2 separate regions of the Homo sapiens genome follow, and region 2 is linked to region 1. Evidence: chromatin loops called from intact Hi-C (ENCODE). Cell type or tissue: OCI-LY7. All regions are shown on one strand. Links, peaks and the distances in the headings refer to the core of each region. The heading gives the core; the rest is flanking DNA.

Region 1 (2,917 bases), core at 167-2,666:
CCCTTCCCACGAGGCCATATTTCAGACTATCACATGGGGAGAAACCTTGGACAATACCTGGGTTTCCTAGGCAGAGGTCCCTGTGGCCTTCCGCAGTGTTTGTGTCCCCGGATACTTGAGATTAGGGAGTGGTGATGACTCTTAAAACGAGCATGCTGCCTTCAAGCATTTGTTTTAACAAAGCATATCTTGCACAGCCCTTAATCCATTTAACCCTGAGTTGACACAGCACATGTTTCAGGGAGCACAGGGTTGGGGATAAGGTTACAGATTAACAGCATCTCAAGGCAGAAGAATTTTTCTTAGTACAGAACAAAATGGAGTCTCCTCTGTCTACTTCTTTCTACACAGAGACAGTAACAATCTGATCTCTCTTTTCCCCACAGTGGTAGAATGGGAAAGATAGTAGGAACAGAAGCTACCAAATAAGAAAATGGGTATCTCTCTTCATAAATTGAAGCCCCTGGATTACAGTGTGTTGTGAGGGTGAGGGTAATGGAAAAGCTTGGGAAGGAGAATATAAAGGCTTTTTATTCAAAGTATACATACTCCTCTCTTCTGTCCTGCTCATTTAGAATCAGTCACTCCCAAAGATCTAACTTACTGAATGTAGGATGATCTCACAGATGTATTAGGGCAAAACAAAATGGTTGGGAATCACCTCTAGAGATAAAGCATGCCATTTTTTAAATAACTTTATTGAGAGAAGAGGTTAATCCATATAGTTCATATTTTTATTTATTTATTTATTTTTTGCAAGATGGAGTCTTGCTCTGTTGCCCAGGCTGGAGTGCAGTGGCGCAGTCTTGGCTCACTGCAACCTCCGCCTCCCCTGAGCCATTGCGCCCAGCCCAGACTAGCTTTCTAAGGCCTATTTCAGCTCTGATCTTGTAATTTAAAGGAAATGAAGTTATTAGAGTCTGGATTAGTGGTGTATGTTTGGGAAGACCCAAAGGTGCTAGCTTGGCTAGCACCAAGTAATCTTTTTACAGGGATTAGAGTCTGATTATATAGGGATCAGTGAGCACTGATAACCAAGAGGTACCCTTTGCAGAAGGATGTGTGGGCAGTTAGCCTGGACAGATGACACATGGCTCAGCTGACACCTGCTGAGACTGCCCCCTTGTGGGAGATGAGGTTCAGCATTAAGAAGGAGGCAGCAGTGGCAAAGTAGGCCCTTTAACTGGACTTTCCTAGGAACCTACATATAGGTTAGTCTCCTGAACCCAGGCTTTCATAACTCAGAAGCTTGCTTCTTCAGACTCTGTTGGTCTCTGCTGCTTCCCATCCCACTGGAACATGTACAGCCTCTTAAATAGGTACCATTTAAGAGCCAATGAATGCCAAACACTTTTTTTTTTTGAGACAGAGTCTTGTTTTGTCGCCCAGACTGGAGTGCAGTGGTGTGATCTCAGCTCACTGCAGCCTCCACCTCCTGGGTTCAAGTGATTCTCTTGCCTCAGCCTCCTGAGTAGCTAGGACTACAGGGGTCCACCACCACGCCCCACTATTTTTGTATAGTCCCAGCTACTCGGGAGGCTGAGGCAGGAGAATGGCATGAACCCCGGAGGTGGAGCTTGCAGTGAGCTGAGATCGCGCCACTGCACTCCAGCCTGGGCGACAATGTGAGACTGTCTCAAAAATTAGCCAGGTGTGGTGGTGGGCGCCTGTAATCCTAGCTATTTGGGAGGCTGATGCAGGAGAATCGCTTGAACCCGGGAGACCGAGGTTGCAGTGAGACGGAGGTGGAGATTGCGCCACCGTACTCCAGCCTGGGCAACAGAGGGAGACTCCATCTCAAAAAAAAAAAAAAAAAAAAAAAAAAAGAAAAATAAGAGATTAGTCCCCTTGCCTCATTTTCTTCAGGCTAGCCTGAGGCACATTCTTAGGCATTGTCAGGAAAAGGTTGAAGGCTGTGCTTTCTGTATAAATCTATGAAAAATTTCAAACTCTGCCTTTTGCTTACCAAGGGGTAGATGGCAGTTACTTAATGAAACAAGCGGGGGCTTCTGTTAAGTTCTTGATCCTTTATAAGGTTCAGGCTATCCAGTTTGGTAGAGTTAGAAGAATGCTGAGAAGGCAGACTGAGTTTGCTGTCTTCAGAGCTCTGAAGGGCTGTCAGAAACAGTTTAGTGTTAAGGGTTTACATAGTCCTATGTGTGTCGTTTATTTAGCTTTTTTTTCCCCTTAAGGATTAGAGAGTGTTGGCAAATTATTTAAACTTTGCCTTTTTTTGTGGAAAATTTAAATTTCAAGTGCTACATGAATAAATTAGGCATGATAGTATCTTAAGGCTGTGGTGATGATTATATGTTTGTAAAATGGTTAGCTCATACTAAAAGGGTGAATGATCTAAGACTGATTGCAGGGGTAGGTTTCCTGGTATCTGAGTGTTCAGGTGCAGAACTGGTTTTGTCCATAGGAGAATGGTGGTGCATACCATTGAGAAGGTTATTAATTAGTGGTGCCTTTCTCTTGCAGTGTGCCCAGCTGGCTGGAAACCTGGCAGTGATACCATCAAGCCTGATGTCCAAAAGAGCAAAGAATATTTCTCCAAGCAGAAGTGAGCGCTGGGCTGTTTTAGTGCCAGGCTGCGGTGGGCAGCCATGAGAACAAAACCTCTTCTGTATTTTTTTTTTCCATTAGTAAAACACAAGACTTCAGATTCAGCCGAATTGTGGTGTCTTACAAGGCAGGCCTTTCCTACAGGGGGTGGAGAGACCAGCCTTTCTTCCTTTGGTAGGAATGGCCTGAGTTGGCGTTGTGGGCAGGCTACTGGTTTGTATGATGTATTAGTAGAGCAACCCATTAATCTTTTGTAGTTTGTATTAAACTTGAACTGAGACCTTGATGAGTCTTTATTTTAGGAAGCATATTATTAGCTTTTGATTTTAAGAGGAATTTACTCCTTGCTTTC
Region 2 (2,917 bases), core at 148-2,647, 340 kb before region 1:
TGTGTACCAAGCCCTGTATCTTCAGAACTGTCTTCTTCAAGAAGCTCACACTCAAGGGAGGCAAATAAATAAAAATTATATTGCACTGTGTATACACTCAGGACAGAGCTTTTCCTGCCTTCAGCATATTCAAGATCAATATTCAAGATCAATCCAAGTTAAACTTCTGAAGCCCAAGAGAAGCCGAAGATCTGAAACTGTAATGATAAGGTGAGTAAAACTAGCATTTGCTAGTCCCAAATTAGGCTCCTGAAGTCAGCACTACCAGAATAAAAATTCAGTGTTTAATTAAATCCTAGCCAGAGCAATAAAGAAAGAAAATGATAGAAAAGGAATATATAGATTGGAAAAAATAAAACTGTCCTATTTGAAAATGACATGATTGCCTATGTAGAAATGCTCAATCTACAAGAAAAACTCCTAAATGAGTTCAGCAAACTCACCGGATACAAGATCGGCACACGAAAACCAACCATATTTCTATATACTAGTAGCAACAAACATGTAAAAACTAAAATTTAAAATACAACATCATTTAAAGTTGCAAAAAAAAAAGTTTCATCTCATTTCTTTTTTCTATCTGACCTCTTAAATTTCAACCCCACTTGAAATAAATTACCAGCGCTGAGGGACTGAGACTGTTCCTGGCAAGCAGCATGAAAATACAAAAAGATAAAATACTTAGAGACAGAAATGCAGCAAAACACATACAAGATATGTATGCTAAAAATTACAACATGCTGATGAAAAGAATTAAAAATCTACATAAATGCAGAGACACACTATTTTCATGGGTCAGAAGAATCAAATAGAAAAAAAAAGCCATTTCTCCTCAAAACTTATTGTGATATCGTGATTTATAATAAAAATATATATTTTTTGGTCTTCATCCTAGTTCTTGACACAGAGCTCCCAATCCATTAGAATTTATTGGGTGATAGACATGCCTTCTGTTCTAACAAAGGGAATGTTAACTGGGCTCCTGTATGGAGGCTGTGCACCAGAAAGACCAAGCCATGATTAGAAAATTGGAACTTTCCACCTCACCCTCCAATCCTCTGGGAAGGGGATCATGCCTATGTGATAAAGCTGCCATGAAAATCAGTGAAGTACAGGGTTCAGAGAGCTTCCAGGATCCTGACCACATGCAGGTACCTGGAGGATAGTGAGCCCAGAGCGGGTGAAGCTCCACACTCCTTCCCACCTGCCTCATCCTATGTGCTTCTCCACCTGGTGGTTCATCTGTATCCAATTTATAGCTGGTCAGTCAAAAGAACAGGTAAAACCAGCTAGGACTGAAACTGGATCTAAAGTAGGGGCAATCTTATGGGACAGGGCCTTAGCCTATGGGATCTGATGCTTATTCCAGGCATGCAGTATAGGAGTTGAGTTAAATTATAAGGCACCCAGCTTCTGTCTGCTGTTTGGTGTACAGGGAAAAAAAACCCATAAATGTGGTGTCAGAAGGGTCCTGTGTTGTGGTGAGTTTGAGAGTAGGTAAAAGTTTAGTTTTTCCTTTATCTCATATTTCTTTATAGGTTTAATGTAATTCCTATCAAAATCCCAGCAAGACTTTTTGTAGATATAAAAAAGCTTATTCTAAAATTTATGTAGAAAGAAAAAAAATCACTAAAACCATTTTGAAATAGAACAGTAAGTGTAAGGAATCACTCTACCCAATGTTAAGACTTACTATATAGCAGCAGTAATCAAAACATTGTGGTAATGGCAGAAGGAGAGTCCCATAAGTGAACTGAACAGAAAAGAGAACCCAGAAATAAACCACACAAATATGTCCAATTTTTTTTTTTTTTTTTTGAGACAGAGGGTCACTCTGTCACCCAGGCTGCAGTACAGTGGTACGATCTCAGCTCACTGCAACCTCTGCCTCCCGGGTTCAAGTGATTCTCCTGCCTCAGCCTCCCGAGTAGATGAGATTACAGGCATGAACCATCACTCCTGGCTAATTGTTATATTTTTAGTAGATAGGGTTTTGCCATGTTGGCCAGGCTGGTCTCGAACTCCTGACCTCAGGTGATCTGCCCACCTTAGCCTCCCAAAGTGCTGAGATTACAGGCATGAGCCACTGTGCCCGGCCTGAATATGTCCAACTGATTTTTGGCAAAAGTGGAAAAGCAATTCAATGCAGAAAGGACACACTTTTCAATAACTTATACTAGAACAACTGGACATCCATGAGCTGAATAAAAAAATAAGCTTAACCTACAACTCACACTATACACAAAAATTACTTCAAAATTGATCATGAGTTAAATGTAAAAAATAAAACTGTAAATTTTTAAAAGAACACAGAGGAGAAAATCTTCAGAACCTAGGAATAGGTGAAAAGTTCTTAGACATGACACCAAGAACACAATCAGAACTTCATCAAAATTAAAGACATTTTTCAACCTAAGAAAGCTGATTGAAAAAAAAAAGAGATTGTACACATAAAGGTAGTATAAAAAATTTTTCTTTTAAGAAACAGAAAAACAATTTTAGGATGGGCACAGTGGCTCACGCCTGTAATCCCACCACTTTGGGAGGCCGGGGTGGGTGGATCACTTGAGGTCAGGAGTTCAACACCAGCCTGGTCAACATGGTAAAAACCTGTCTCTACTAAAAATACAAAAATTACACAGGCGTGATGGTACACACCTGTAATCCCAACTACTCAGGAGGCTGGGCAGGAGAATCACTTGAACCCAGGAGGTAGAGGTTGCCGTGAGCCGAGATCGAGCCACTGCACTATGGCCTAGGTGACAGAGACTCTGACTCAAAAAAAAACAATAATTATTTTTAAAAAATTAATAAATGTGTTATGCAAAACACTCTGTTAAAAAGAATAAAAAAGTTATTTGCAAACCACATATCCAACAAGGAATTTATATTTAGAATACATACAAAACTTTTAAAA

The links. Peaks named below come from ENCODE experiments on the same cell type or tissue, not always from the same donor. Only the 100,000 strongest peaks of a DNase experiment are listed, where the experiment ranks them.
Region 2: a loop joins it to region 1, with 3 times the contacts of the local background. A loop is called at or near these places in 2 of 110 quality-filtered maps.

The regions. Positions count from the first base shown.
Region 1 is chr1:45,510,979-45,513,895 of GRCh38, reverse strand. MMACHC (metabolism of cobalamin associated C) reads right to left here. Exons shown (of 4, transcript NM_015506.3): 4 at 514-2,917. PRDX1 (peroxiredoxin 1) reads left to right here. Exons shown (of 6, transcript NM_181697.3): 6 at 2,482-2,845. The coding sequence ends at 2,567. Among named protein-coding and RNA genes, the nearest start is that of PRDX1, 9.4 kb to the left of the region's middle. In OCI-LY7, for the core only: CTCF peaks have their summits at 943 and 1,142 (motif pointing left); a DNase peak (open chromatin) is centred at 1,125.
Region 2 is chr1:45,853,238-45,856,154 of GRCh38, reverse strand. All of the region lies in intron 3 of MAST2 (microtubule associated serine/threonine kinase 2), which reads right to left. Among named protein-coding and RNA genes, the nearest start is that of MAST2, 51 kb to the right of the region's middle. In OCI-LY7, for the core only: no CTCF peak of the experiment used is centred there; no DNase peak of the experiment used is centred there.